Linked DNA regions of Homo sapiens: regions 1, 2, 3 and 4 are each linked to region 5. A link is a contact called in ENCODE Hi-C or POLR2A ChIA-PET data. All regions are on one chromosome and are shown on one strand. Each heading gives the region's core, a stretch centred on a gene start or an enhancer-like site at or near the end of the contact. The rest is flanking DNA. Distances are from core to core; before and after follow the strand shown. Region 1 holds the start of LRRC28 (leucine rich repeat containing 28). Region 2 overlaps LOC101927263 (a long non-coding RNA gene). Region 3 has its middle 200 kb from the start of LYSMD4. Region 4 holds the start of NR2F2 (nuclear receptor subfamily 2 group F member 2). Region 5 holds the start of ARRDC4 (arrestin domain containing 4).

Evidence for each region. Hi-C counts contacts between places; a loop is a spot of excess contacts on that map. ChIA-PET counts read pairs that join two places held with the same protein, here RNA polymerase II (POLR2A). Pooled maps may share reads with other maps.
Region 1: a loop to region 5 is called in a map of CD8-positive, alpha-beta T cell, with 17 times the contacts of the local background. The contact joins the promoter of LRRC28 here to the promoter of ARRDC4 in region 5. A Hi-C loop is called at or near these places in 2 of 168 maps with a recorded cell type or tissue (CD8-positive, alpha-beta T cell and naive thymus-derived CD4-positive, alpha-beta T cell), 1 of 37 single-sample maps with no recorded cell type and 11 of 50 pooled maps.
Region 2: a map of vagina shows a loop between it and region 5 (14-fold over the local background). The contact joins the enhancer-like site here to the promoter of ARRDC4 in region 5. A Hi-C loop is called at or near these places in 1 of 168 maps with a recorded cell type or tissue (vagina) and 8 of 50 pooled maps. POLR2A ChIA-PET finds 5 or more read pairs at or near these places in 1 of 52 experiments (BJ).
Region 3: a loop to region 5 is called in a map of CD8-positive, alpha-beta T cell, with 18 times the contacts of the local background. The contact joins the enhancer-like site here to the promoter of ARRDC4 in region 5. A Hi-C loop is called at or near these places in 3 of 168 maps with a recorded cell type or tissue (CD8-positive, alpha-beta T cell and naive thymus-derived CD4-positive, alpha-beta T cell) and 9 of 50 pooled maps.
Region 4: a loop to region 5 is called in a map of gastrocnemius medialis, with 4 times the contacts of the local background. The contact joins the promoter of NR2F2 here to the promoter of ARRDC4 in region 5. A Hi-C loop is called at or near these places in 3 of 168 maps with a recorded cell type or tissue (K562, Right ventricle myocardium inferior and gastrocnemius medialis) and 8 of 50 pooled maps. POLR2A ChIA-PET finds 5 or more read pairs at or near these places in 1 of 52 experiments (BJ).

The regions. Positions count from the first base shown.
Region 1 is chr15:99,250,128-99,252,827 of GRCh38, forward strand. LRRC28 (leucine rich repeat containing 28) reads left to right here and starts at 1,354. Exons shown (of 10, transcript NM_144598.5): 1 at 1,354-1,414. It also overlaps a transcript of TTC23 not described here. RefSeq lists an enhancer at 829-878 and a silencer at 1,129-1,668.
Region 2 is chr15:96,355,943-96,358,642 of GRCh38, forward strand. All of the region lies in intron 3 of LOC101927263 (a long non-coding RNA gene), which reads left to right. Among named protein-coding and RNA genes, the nearest start is that of SCDAL, 14 kb to the left of the region's middle. RefSeq lists an enhancer at 2,532-2,700. Within about 2 kb of position 1,314, at least 28 of the 41 ENCODE cell types and tissues checked have a DNase peak (open chromatin) inside an H3K27ac peak, as active enhancers do.
Region 3 is chr15:99,927,137-99,929,836 of GRCh38, forward strand. No RefSeq gene overlaps it. Among named protein-coding and RNA genes, the nearest start is that of LYSMD4, 200 kb to the left of the region's middle. RefSeq lists an enhancer at 1,228-1,522 and a silencer at 1,244-1,303. Within about 2 kb of position 1,380, at least 29 of the 41 ENCODE cell types and tissues checked have a DNase peak (open chromatin) inside an H3K27ac peak, as active enhancers do.
Region 4 is chr15:96,329,266-96,331,965 of GRCh38, forward strand. NR2F2 (nuclear receptor subfamily 2 group F member 2) reads left to right here and starts at 1,435. Exons shown (of 3, transcript NM_021005.4): 1 at 1,435-2,700. RefSeq lists a silencer at 1,188-1,327.
Region 5 is chr15:97,959,430-97,962,129 of GRCh38, forward strand. It overlaps ARRDC4 (arrestin domain containing 4), which reads left to right and starts at 1,274. Exons shown (of 8, transcript NM_183376.3): 1 at 1,274-1,739. The coding sequence starts at 1,433.

The sequences.
Region 1 (2,700 bases), core at 104-2,603, 1.3 Mb after region 5:
ATTAAACACCGTATCTTTGTTTTTACACAAAATGTGGATTTCCTCATTTTAAGACCAGCAAAAAATTTCTGAGTGCCACGAATTCTTAGGTATTCCGAAACTATCTTAGAAATACATGACATATACCAACCATGCTGTATACCTGAATAGCTCTTGAAGACCAGATTTAATAGATAACTGATAATTTTTATTATAACTCATACCTTGTTTTAAAACCAATGTTTTTTATTTAATATAACTCTGCTTTCTAGGTTATTCGTCTCTATGAATAATTAAGTCAGCAACTGTAAAAACTACTTCATTATAAAGTTAAAGTTCCTTGACAAGGAGCCTCGCAAACTCATAGACAGGCTTTCCACAGAACAAAAAATATCAGCGGTTGTAGTAGAGGATTATACTTTAAAATCTTCATTTCAGAAGGAAATTTGTCATATTAATGAGACACTTTAAAAAGTGTCTTTTAAAAATGTTTCCGAACTATGCTTCCAAGTATTTTTAACAGCATAAAGCCCTCTTTCATGCTATTTCGCTGACATAATAATTTTCGTCTTGAAGAAATACATATTGACGGCCTACTCAGTCAGGCTAGGAAGTGTCATTGTATTTAACTCTCTAAATTGTTCCTGACCTTTTTAGCAATCTTTACTCAAAATAAACCTTGGGTGTTTGAAGGGCAGAGACTAGGTTACGTCCTCCTCATCTTTGTTATCTACCAGTTCGTAGTGACCCCTTAAATCCGGTGCTTAGACTCACTACTTGCTAAATAACGTTGGCTTCGTTACATAAACCCACTGGCCTGTTTTTCAACGGTCAGACTGGCGCTGTTAGTCCCTGTGTCATGGGATTGCTGTCAAGGGTTCAACGAGATAATCTATAAACAGCTCTTAGAACGAACGCTCAACGTGGGATCATTGTTGTAATCCCTCAACGTGTGCTCTGAATGAGAAGCCGAGTGACTGAATGAATGTATGAATGAAGGAACAGGTCAGTAACTGGCGGTTCCCGAAGTTGGAGCCGACTAAATTACCCCTTCAAGACGCTAAGCAAAAGCCACTCCGTCGACATCAAACCCCACGCCGGAGCCGGAAGCAAGAGTAGAGCCGCGGGCGGGGCCAGCATAGAGGAAGTAGCGCTCTCGGCCAATACACAGATCGCTTGGCAAACGAGCATTTTCCCGCGCCTATCGTGAAAGCGCGAGAACACAGGGGATTATCGCGAGGTTCCGTGCTCCTCTCCCGCTCCCTCTTCCCCAGCTCCCTCTGGCGCGGGTTCCGCTCCACCCCCGGAGCCCCGCCCCCGACGCCCGGCGCTCCGCCCCGCCCTCGCCTGGCTCCCTGCCCCGCCCCGCCCGCCGTCCCCCGCTTGGCTTCCAGCGCCGCTTGCGCTCCGGAGCGCTGGCTCTGCTGGCGCTGAGGTGAGTAGAGCTGTCCGCCTCGTCGGGTGATTCAAGTGGCGAGGCTCTCTGACCCGGCCCCCCGGCGGGGACGCCCCAGACGTGGTCCTGCCAAAGCGTCCGGGTCGCGGCGAGTGGGACAGCGGAGCCGTCCGGGCCTCGGGTGGCCACAGCTGCCGGGTCCTCCTCCCACTCTGCGGCCCGCGGCCCCTGGGACCCGAGAACCCTGATACCGGGTCCGTGAAATCCCTGCTGCTGGGCTCGCTGCTTCCCAACTGTAACGATCTCAGTGGCTGGCTAACTCGGGCGAAACGGCGTGTGTTTTGCCTAAGACTCTGCCAGTGTTTGTTACCACAGCTGAGAAAATAGCCTTTTACAAATGCTTTTAATATGTAGCTTATAGTTCTCTAATCTCCAGCGTTAGGAAATTGGAATGCGTATTCTACTAAATTGAGTACGGGGAGGTCAGTATAAGGGACTCCTTCCTTTCAAAATACTCCTTAATATGTGTGGAATTTTGTTGAGAGGTTTTTGATTTTTTTGTTTTGTTTTTAATAATAAGATAGATTGGTGTTCACCTGTCAGAAAGCTCGTGTGTAAGTGCAGCTGTATACAGCTGATATTAAGTAATACTATTTGCCTTAACTACATAAGAGGTAGTATAACTATACAAGAGGTAGTTTGCTTAACTAGGTAAGATGTAGTCAAGTGAAATGGGGTAAGAAAATTACCTTGTTAAAGGCTGTGTATGGCCCGTGAATGCATACTGCAAAACTGTGAGCATTGTTGATGCTTTATTGCTATTATTGGCAGTTTTAGGATTTCATTTGTTTAGATTTTATCTCCCAAACAGCCTTTGTAGCAATTTTAACAGAGTGTAATGGTGTTTTTGAGGCAGCCAATCCCAGCCAGAACATTCAGAAGGAAAGCCGTCAGGTTACAGGGACTGTCTTATTGAATCTTCCTTCAGTGAGTGTGGTTTTGCATTATAGGGCGGCGGTGCACACGCTTTGTAGTCAGTCCACCTGCGATGGAACTATGGCATGTTACCCTCTGAGAAACTCAGTTTCCTCCTCTACAAAACGGGCTACATAATGTCTATTGCAGTGCATGGTTGTAAAGATTAGACATCCTTGTGGCATGTAGCAAGCTTATAGGCTCTATCCGTGGTCTTGACATAGTTGGATGAAAAATCAACCTTGCAATGTTCTTCCACATGTCATCAGATATTAGAAGGCCTACTTTAAAATTTTAAGTCCCTGGATACATGTGCAGAATATGCCGGTTTGTTACATAGGTAAACGTGT
Region 2 (2,700 bases), core at 64-2,563, 1.6 Mb before region 5:
CGCTAACTCAGGGGACTGCGGAGTTTCAAGAAGCGATCTCTATGTTGGGATTGCTCAGGCAGGGAAATACAGGGGCTTATACAACACCAGATAAACTCTATCTCCACCCTATAGTCCCCAGTTCAGCTCCCATTATTTGTAGGATCCACAGAGCTCCTTTTAAAAAAAAGGATTTGAACTTTGTAATAAAAACTACATTAAATAAAGGTTCTGTACCTCCCTTCAAAACAAAGAAACCACACAAATCCTCACTGGACCATGACAGAGATGCTGTATTTTTAAAACCATGTTTGGCATGTAACATTTGTTTTAACTTATAACACCCATCTCTGGGATGGTGCACTTTGAAGACACATTGAAGCAAAGGCTCACCATATAAGTGGGTTAAATTTTCTGTATATTTTATGGTCGTGTGGATATAAGATTGCGGCAAACCTGTTAAGTTATCAACTGGATAAAATAGTGTCAAATGCCCAGTTGCACCTTGGAAAGAGAGGCTGTGTAATTTGCAATTCTTGCCAGTTGCTACTTTCACCGGCGGACAGGTGTACGTGTTGGGGGCTATATTTTGTGGTTATTTAGTCAGCAAAGCCAAAAGCTGTGGGTACAGTGTCCCAGTAGGCTGGAGACTGGCACTGCAGAACCCCTCTAATGCTGGACTGACCAGAATAAATGAATTTTGGTGGAAATCATAATTGGGAAGGGATGACTTTATAGGCACCACCTCATGGGAGACATCTGCACTGGCCGCAGCTGAATGGCCGGAAATACACGGGGCCCGAACTAGTGGCTTCCTAAAGACCACGTCTCATTTATCTTCTCCTTTCTAGGAAAGCAGCTCCCCAGCTTGAGTGACTACTTTAGACTTGGTGAAATTGTGCCTATATATTTTTCTCCTTCTTCTGTTATTTTCCCTTCATCCCAATGCAGCCACTGTGGGATCTGTCGGTCACAGATAATGGTTTTTAACCCGTCAGAAGACCTGTGCGTTGCGGCTTCTCTGAGGGTTTCGATTACGGAAAAAGTCCGGGTGACGTACAATTAGGCTGCCGCAGGCTGGGAGGCTTGGCGGCGTCATTCCAGTTTCTGCAGCGAGGTGGCGCTCCAAGGTACGGCAGCGCGCCCGGGTTTTCGCCACCGAGCGCATCCGCCGCCGCGTCCACGCAGCGAGGCAGCGGCCACCGAGCAATGTTAACTCGGGGTTCCTAAAGCCTCTGAGCGGAAAATCGGGAGCGCTCAGACCCACCTAGGCGGAGCGGTCCGCAGGGTGGGCGAAGGCCTGAGGCCACGACTGGGGAAGGCTGGCGGCGGCGGGGAGCGCTGTGATGGCGAGTTCCGGAGCACACTCCGCGCGCCGCCGCTCGGGGGAAATCTTCGAAATTCCCGGGCGGGGCGGAGGCTGGGGCTGCAGGTCCCCAGGCACGGCGAGCGGCGCGCTGGAGTCAGCCTCGGCCCAGGCACACCGAGCAAGCGCCCAATCCACCACAAGCTCAGAGACGCAGCTTAGGGTTTTTTGTTGTTCTTGTTGTTCTTTTTCAAAGAAAAAAATAAGGAAAATATGTGTTCTATCGTTGTCCCCCAAACTAAAAAAGAAAAGATATATAGTTTTTGGGTTTTCCTTTGCTTTCTTCTTTTCTCTCATTTCCTTTTTCTTCCCTTCCTTTTCCTTTTATTTTCTGTAGTTTTTTTTTCTTACCTCTCCTTTCGCTTTTTTTTTTCTGTATTTTTCCTCCTATTTCTTAGAACTGGTTGTGTGTGTGTGTGTGTGTGTGTGTGTGTGTGTGAGAGAGAGAGAGAGAGAGAGAGCTTGAAAGAGAGAGGGAGAGAGAGAGAGAAAGTGAAAGTATTACCACCGGCTGGTAATACTAGAAGGCTTGGGCAAATGGTAGCAAAATTGGAGAAACTATTTCAATTTATTGAACGGACTTCAGTGCGTACGATTTCGTTTCCATGCTTCTGCTCTTTCTGGGTGTCTCACAAGCTCTGAGTCGAAGATGACTGGGAGAAAATGGCTCTCACTCTGCCACTCCTCATCTGCGGTCGTAGGGGCCCTTTAAAATCATTTTTGAAACAGTGATAGAATAATAGTAATAGTCCCAATGAACAGCGTTTCCTTCTGGCATGAATTTTCTCGTGGTTTTGCAGCCTGGTCGGCGGGACCCGAGGAACGCGGGCGGGCGGCGCGGCTGCTAGGCTGGGGCCCTCCTGTCAGCAGCTGGTTCCATGTGAATCCCCTGACCCGTGAGCTGTCCCCCTCTCTGTGGCCCTGGGTCTCGGGCCTGGGCCCTCGCAGCTGCTGGGATGCTTTGCTGCGACAACACCCTGCCTTCCACATGCAGCCGCTGCACTTCTCCCTTGAGTCGCATTTCCGGCCACCTCACCTTCCTTGAAGTTTTCTAGTATATAAGGAGGAATTTTCGGCCCAATTTAGAAGTCTGCAGAAACTCAGAGGGTCAGGTCATTAGGAATGTTAACGCGGCGACCAAGAATTATAAACATGATCTGAAAGTCTCTTCCAATTCATTTCTTCAAGTATTTATTTGAGCTAAGTGATGAAAAGTGACAGTTGTGAAATAGACAGCTTTTAAAAGTAATGAAGTCAGATGAGGCTTTAACCTGTCGATTGCTATAAATCAACTTTGAAAAAGAGGAATGAAGAATGTTATTTGAGCACCTAACCGCCAGCATTTGCTTTGCCGG
Region 3 (2,700 bases), core at 130-2,629, 2.0 Mb after region 5:
GGGCGGGGGAGTGCGCGAGTGAGGAGGGCGGGGTGCGCGAGAGAGGAGGGCGGGGTGCGCGAGTGAGGAGGGCGGGGGAGTGCGCGAGTGAGGAGGGCGGGGTGCGCGAGTGAGGAGGGCGGGGGAGTGCGCGAGTGAGGAGGGCGGGGGAGTGCGCGAGTGAGGAGGGCGGGGTGCGCGAGTGAGGAGGGCGGGGGAGTGCGCGAGTGAGGAGGGCGGGGGAGTGCGCGAGTGAGGAGGGCGGGGTGCGCGAGTGAGGAGGGCGGGGGAGTGCGCGAGTGAGGAGGGCGGGGGAGTGCGCGAGTGAGGAGGGCGGGGTGCGCGAGAGAGGAGGGCGGGGTGCGCGAGTGAGGAGGGCGGGGGAGTGCGCGAGTGAGGAGGGCGGGGTGCGCGAGAGAGGAGGGCGGGGTGCGCGAGTGAGGAGGGCGGGGGAGTGCGCGAGTGAGGAGGGCGGGGTGCGCGAGTGAGGAGGGCGGGGGAGTGCGCGAGTGAGGAGGGCGGGGTGCGCGAGTGAGGAGGGCGGGGTGCGCGAGTGAGGAGGGCGGGGGAGTGCGCGAGTGAGGAGGGCGGGGGAGTGCGCGAGTGAGGAGGGCGGGGGAGTGCGCGAGTGAGGAGGGCGGGGGAGTGCGCGAGTGAGGAGGGAGGGGTGCGCGAGTGAGGAGGGCGGGGGAGTGCGCGAGTGAGGAGGGCGGGGTGCGCGAGTGAGGAGGGCGGGGTGCGCGAGAGAGGAGGGCGGGGTGCGCGAGTGAGGAGGGCGGGGGAGTGCGCGAGTGAGGAGGGCGGGGTGCGCGAGAGAGGAGGGCGGGGTGCGCGAGTGAGGAGGGCGGGGGAGTGCGCGAGTGAGGAGGGCGGGGTGCGCGAGTGAGGAGGGCGGGGGAGTGCGCGAGTGAGGAGGGCGGGGGAGTGCGCGAGTGAGGAGGGCGGGGGAGTGCGCGAGTGAGGAGGGCGGGGGAGTGCGCGAGTGAGGAGGGAGGGGTGCGCGAGTGAGGAGGGCGGGGGAGTGCGCGAGTGAGGAGGGCGGGGGAGTGCGCGAGTGAGGAGGGCGGGGGAGTGCGCGAGTGAGGAGGGCGGGGGAGTGCGCGAGTGAGGAGGGCGGGGTGCGCGAGTGAGGAGGGCGGGGTGCGCGAGTGAGGAGGGCGGGGTGCGCGAGTGAGGAGGGCGGGGTGCGCGAGTGAGGAGGGCGGGGGAGTGCGCGAGTGAGGAGGGCGGGGGAGTGCGCGAGTGAGGAGGGCGGGGGAGTGCGCGAGTGAGGAGGGCGGGGTGCGCGAGTGAGGAGGGCGGGGTGCGCGAGTGAGGAGGGCGGGGTGCGCGAGTGAGGAGGGCGGGGTGCGCGAGCGAGGGCGTCCGGCCGGCAGGTGGCACTGTGGCGTCGCCGTGGGCCGAGCCTGGCGAAGCGCTGCTCGCCCGAGATCGCGCAGCTTGGTGAGTGGCAGCGCCTGGCTTTATACTCGCGTCTCGGACACCGATGGTCATCTTCCCACGTCCGTGACTCAGTGGCCTTCCAATGCAGGCTGCGGCCTCTCAGCCCAGAAGGCCCTGGGTTCTGGTACAGGCCTTCCTTGTGGCAGACGGAAGGAAGGCTGACAAAGGGAGTTCACCGGGTTTGCCTGACTTGCCACGCTCTTCTCTCTCCGTGCCAACTTTAACCTGGGAAGCCACACATACCTCTAGGGCCTCTGATATCTTCAGTGTCCCCAAGGCCCATGCTGCTCAGAGCCTCACGTGGCCGCAAACCCAGGTGCCAGTACTTGAGAGTTGCACCTTGAGCGGGAACTGCAGAGGGTTTTAATGGCACCAGCTCCAAACATTTCGCCCACAGCGTCTGCAGTCCTCCACTGCGGAAGGCAGAATAAACGCCCCAAGGGTGTCCACATCCTACTCCCCAGAGCCTGTGAATTTGTCCCCTTACATGGCAAAAGGGAATTACAGTTGCGGATGGAATTAAGGTAGATTAATTGCACACACAGACAGAAACACGCATTTTTGTGTGTTTTGTTCACTGTCGTATCCCTAGCACTTAGGAAAGTTGCCTTACACACAGTAAGTGCTCAGTTAATCTTTATTGACTCAAGGAACTCACAGTTTAGTAATCCGATTTATTCCTCAAAATTCCCTAAAACTAGGGGATTATATTCTCCATCTGACAGAAGAAAAGGCTGAGGATGGGGAGCTTAATGGGTAAGGAGATTAGCCTGGGTCACCCAGGTGGGCCCAATGCAATCACCTGTCCTTATAAGGAAGAGAGGCGAGAGAAAGAAAGAGAGAGAACAGAGAACAGAGAAGGCCGACAGCACCAGGAGGTCTCAGCCCGGTTTTTCTGGCTTTGGGGATGGAGGACGGGCCACGGAACAGGGCGGCCTCTGCCTAGCAGCTGGAAAAGGTAAGGGACTAGGTTCTCCCAACGAACCTCCGGAAAGAAACGCAGCCCTGCCAGCAGCTTCATTTCAGCTCAGTGAGACCTCTTTTTACTCTTTCGACCTCCAGGACTGTAAGATCATAAACGTGTGTTGTTGGAAGCCAGCAAGTTTGTGGTAATTTGTCACAGCAGTCGTGGGCCCACTAAGACACCTGTCGTGGGCCTCGTGTCCAGAGGCCTCAGCTGAAATGCACTGGGGGCCTGGTGGTGTGTGTTAGGTCCACTTGGCTTGCTGTGTTGTTCAAGTCCTCTCATTTCCTTTCTTATCTTCTGTCTGGTTGTTC
Region 4 (2,700 bases), core at 185-2,684, 1.6 Mb before region 5:
CAACAAGTTTACTGCGTTGGAATATAGTGTGTTCTGAGAGCAATTCTACATGTTTGATGTTTAAAACCAGACACCCTGGAATTCAAAGACACAACTGTCTCAATTATTTTAGCACATGGAGCAGAATGGCAATAGGCTATGAAGTTGTTCTTTTTGCAGTGACTTCTTGAGGTAGAATATGGCTTGGGTTTGGTTCTTGTGACCTGTACTAGTATTATTTCCCATTTGGGGCAGAATCTCTGGGTGCGTTTTAATGACTATATGAATGCTTAAAAGGAACTTGAGGAACAATGAAGTCCGTACTCAACTGTTCTATGACCTAGAAGCATAGTCGGTGAAGTCTTTGTCTGTGTACATTGACAAATGTGCATCTGATACATGTGCGCTTACATGTGTGTACAGAGGGTGTGCACAGGGGAGGCTGGGCGGCTGCCTCCTCCTGTCCATCAGTGGGCAGAGGTCTTTCCCCTCTCACCATGACTGGGTGTGTGGCAGGATGTTGGCTGGAGAGTTAGCTAAAACCAGCGAGAGAGGGTAAAGTTGAGGAAAATTGATTCTAATTGCATCATGACAATCAGATGAAGTCTATTTCTGCTTCTCAGCATCCGAGATGCTTTATTTGGGCAATTAAAATGTCAGGCCACATACCTGTGAAATGTTAACCCTACAAGGAATAAACAGAAACAGAACGGCCTTTATCCTCTGAAAAGAATATATGTCATATATATATGTCACCAAACCGAACAAGTGATCAGAGTTAATTAAGAGAAGGGTTTGCCATCACCCGGATCTGGCCAACTCTTTCGTTTGGAAAATGCCTACAAGCTCAGTTCGTGGCACCTTCCCACCCTCACTCCCTATCCCTCTGCAAAGAAACCAGGGAACTTTTCTTTGGCATTGTGGGTACTAAGATGCGCCAGGAGTCCCGGGTGGTGCGCGAGCGGCGGAATTCGTGACATCGCCAAGTTGCGAGAGGCAAACTCCCCGATTCCATCCAAAGCCTCTCGCGGAGCCTTTAAGAGACGTTGTGTGTGCGCGCTGCGCTAGTCTCCCCGCCGGGGCGGAAACCTCGGGTGCGGGATGTGGGGAGAGCAGAGGCAGCGCTCGCAGGGCCAGCACGGGCCCATCCCCCTCTCGGCGGCGGCGGCGGCGGCGGCGCGGCCACCCCGTCCCCGCCCCCCCAACCCCCGGTCCCCCGCGTGCCCCGCGCCGCGCCGGCGACGCCGCTCGCGCTAGGACCGGGCTGCGCCCGCGGCCGCCATGGCGGGGCCGCCGCAGTCCGGCCAATGACGGCGAGGGGGCGGCGCGCGCGCGCCTGGCCAGGCCAACCCCGGCTGCTGCCTTATAAGGCGCGCCGTCGCCATGGCAACGTGCGCTAAGTTGCAGCAGTCGTGTCAAAGTTCACTATATAGAGAGCTCAGTGAGCTGATCGCGGAGAAGCCACTTCTGCCAGCCCCGGCGCCTATAAATCGCATTCCCTCCCGCGCCCCCCTTTTTAGCATATTTGATCACTTTGATTCTCTGTTCTTTTCTCTCCGCGGTGTGTGTGTGCGTGCGCGCGTGTGTGTTTTCTTCTTCTCCTCCTCCTCTCCCCGAGTTGCCTCCTTTCTCCGGGTGCCGTACTGCCTTTTTTCCCCTCTTTCATTCTTTCTCTCCGTCTTTTTCTCCCCCCTCTGCGCACGAAGGATGTGCTTCTAGGTGGTGATCTGCCCTCCTCTCTCTCTTTTATCATTTCTCCCCCGCCGCCGGCGAGTTGACTCTTTCCCTATGTGTGTGAGGCGGCGGCGGCAGCAGCAGCAGCAGCGGCTCCGGCGGCGGCAGCAGCGGCAGCAGCGACTTCAGCGGCGGCGGCGGCGCTAGACGCAGCGGCTCCGGGCCCGACCCGGCGGCTTCGGCGGCGGCTCCGGCGGCAGCGGCGGCCCGGGCGGCCCGCAGGGAACGGCGAGCGGCCTCCACCCAGCGACTGCGGGCGGCGGCGGCCGGAGAGAGCGAGGCGCGCGCCGGACGCCCGGGGCAGGCGGCGGCGGCGGCGGCCCAGCGCCAGGACGACGCCGCGCAGCGCCCGACGCGGACCACTTTCATGCTGATTCCCCCGGACCCGGGCAGCGCTCCGGCCACTCCGCGGGCCGCCGGCCTCCGCCCCGGCCTGCCTGGCTCCCTGGGCGCGCCCGCACCCGGCGCCTCCGATCTCCTAGTCCTCCTGATTTCGATGGCTTTCCTGAATGGCTGACTGTGGGCTGCCCTGGACTTGGCCCCCGGACAGTCGCCTCTCCTCCTCCTCTACCTCCTCCTTCACCACCACCTCCTCTTCCTCCTCCTCCTCCTCCTCCTCCTCCGCCAACTCCTCGGCTGCACACCAGCTCTAAGAGCGAGAGTGAACGAGAGAGGGAGGGAGAGAGTGAGAGCGAGCGAGATCTTTGGAGAGATTTTTTTTTTTGCCTCCTACTTCTGTCTTGAAGCCAGACAATCGACTTCAGCTCTCCCTCCCCTCCCTCTTTCTCCACGTTCTGCTCCCACTCGCTCTCCTGTCCCCTTCCCCTCCCCTCCCGGCGGAAAGCCCCCCGAAACCAACAAAGCTGAGCCGAGAGAAACAAACAAAACAAACACACCGGGCCAGACAAGCCATCGACAAAACTTTGCAAAAGCAAAAACAAAAAAGGAAAAACTAACCAACCTCAACCAACCAGCCCCCGAGCCACC
Region 5 (2,700 bases), core at 24-2,523:
AATAGCAACTATTTCTGAACTTTACACAGAGCCTAATTTGTGACTTTTCCACTTTCTCTGAGAGGTAATAAGGAAATTTTGAACTTATAAAACTTTACTAAATCTCCACATTAATAATCTAAACTCAACGAGGGTAGTAGAGCAACCTTTACTTTGAGGTTTTTTTTTTAGGAAAATTGCTAAATTTCATTGTGAGATTAATCAATACATAACAGCTCACAAACGTGGCATGTCGATAAGGGGACAACTTAAAAGTTAAGAAAATGATGACCAGCTAATGACAGCTATGCAAGATGGTAAAAAACAGAACAGAGAAAAAATGGAAGGTTGAAAAGGAAAATGTAGCAGGACAAGCCGGAGGAAACTTGGGCGTGAGGAACAAGTCATCAAGGCAATTGGAAATTTCTGTGGATATGACAATGATGTCAGGAAACTTTCGGGTGGGGCAGAAACTTGAGTGACAGATGTTGTTCAAAAACAATGTGATTCATGATCTTATTTACAGCAGGAAGAATCAGAGTTCCAGCTATTCCTAACAGCGACACTGCGGAGCTTAGGAGGAGAACTCCTTAGGGGATGTATCAGGTTTAAAACCACAACCCTCATTTTTCTTATCTATGGCTCTTACATGGGCTGGGAATTCTGAAACCTGGGAGAGGCGGTGATCAAAAACCTGGAGGTTAGAAGATTCCAAGTCATTCATTAAAGTCCCGATGCGGCCGGCCCCCAAGATCTCAAAAGGAAATATTGCCGAGTTCCGTTTCCCAGAGCATCTATTTCCCCTCGAGTATTGCAGATGTAATCATAAACACAAGCCAGTTACAGCCACAACTTCATGCTTTAGCGAGAACCCAGTGGCTCCTGCAAAGTCCTTACGCTGCTAGAAACCCCGCCCCCGTTCGTAACTATGGGAACGGCTGACACGCTGAGAGCCGGAGATAACCCTGTTCCGCCCCCTCCCTGACAGATACTGTTTCCCACTGTCTGTCCACATGGGCGCACCGCCTCACTATTGGCCAGGGCTCCAGGACTGTGCCTGGCCTCAGCCAGTAAACGGCCTGTGCACGTGCACGCCGGAGCCTCCCGATTGGCCAACACTCCCTGATCACGCACGGCCTTCCTGCGCCCACCCACGCGTGGGAGCGCCAATGAAATGACTCAGTGACCATCTACAACAAATCAGCAAGAAGCAGGGCTCGCAGCTGACCAATGGCCGCCCGCCGGGGGTGGGCTGTCCCGGCCCTTTTCCAGGCCCAACTGGGTTTGTTAAAGCGACAGGCCTCTCGGCGAGCCGGTGCCCCATCGGGTACCGCACGGCTGCCGCGGCGGCCTTACCCTGCCGCGAGCGCCTGTGACAGCGGCGCCGCTGTGCTCGCGACCCCGGCTCCGGGCCTCTGCCGACCTCAGGGGCAGGAAAGAGTCGCCCGGCGGGATGGGCGGGGAGGCTGGGTGCGCGGCGGCCGTGGGTGCCGAGGGCCGCGTGAAGAGCCTGGGTCTGGTGTTCGAGGACGAGCGCAAGGGCTGCTATTCCAGCGGCGAGACAGTGGCCGGGCACGTGCTGCTGGAGGCGTCCGAGCCGGTGGCCCTGCGCGCGCTGCGCCTGGAGGCCCAGGGGCGCGCCACCGCCGCCTGGGGCCCGAGCACCTGCCCCCGCGCCTCGGCCAGCACCGCGGCCCTGGCTGTCTTCTCGGAGGTGGAGTACCTGAACGTGCGCCTCAGCCTGCGGGAGCCCCCGGCCGGTAAGCGCAGGCGAGCGCCTGGGGTTCCCCCGCCAGGCTGCGGGGCCGGGGAGGGGCTGGGAGGCCGCGCACCCTCGGGATGCCCACCTGGCAGGTGAGATCAGGGCGGGCTTCCGGGGGTGGGGTCCGGCCTACCCTCGCGGGTAAGGAGAGACCGCAAGTCCTGGGTGCGCAGCTCTTCCTGGCGCCCCGCCCCTGGCCCGCCGGGCCTGACCGGGACCAGTGGCTCGGGATTTTCTAGGACCGCGACGGGAGGGGGCCATTGGGTGCGGTGGGAACCTGTGATTGGACAATGGGGGATCCAGAAATCTAGGTCCTGTTCCTTCTGGTCCAAGAAAGGGACGGTGGAACCGGCGGCTATGAGGTTCCATTCTGCGGTGCCCGTGTCCTATGGCCTCCACTCCTCCCTATCCTGCATACGTTCTTGGTTCATGATGAATTAGCAGAAATTTGGTTTGGGGAATAGGGAAGTAGTTTCTGAGGGGTAGGAGTTCAAAGGAAGTGTTTTCCAGACTTGATCATCATGCTTGGTTTCCCTCTTCTGGGGAGCAGGGCAACTTAGTAAGAGTTGTACCTCTACCTGATACTGCTGCTGTTTCCTCCGCATCCTCTTCCTCCCCATCCTCCTCCTCCCCTCCTACCCGCTTCTTCCCCTCTCCCCCACTTCTCTCCACTCAAAATGCCTTTAGAGACAAGAGCATCAGGGCGTGTCGGGATTTCCCTTCCTGCTCACTTTGGTGAAGTCCAGTTCACAGTGTAGACTTTTCCAGAAGTACCCATGTGGGGACACACTACATGAGCGTTTCATTAATATTAGATACCAAAATTGGATCCCTTTAGTCACGAAAATACTAAGAACCATGAGTCTTACTCATTTCATGGATGGAAACTAGTTTAAACTTTTACGTTTTTGCCATGAGCTTTTATCTATCAAATAAAACAATGGTATGCACCTCCTCTC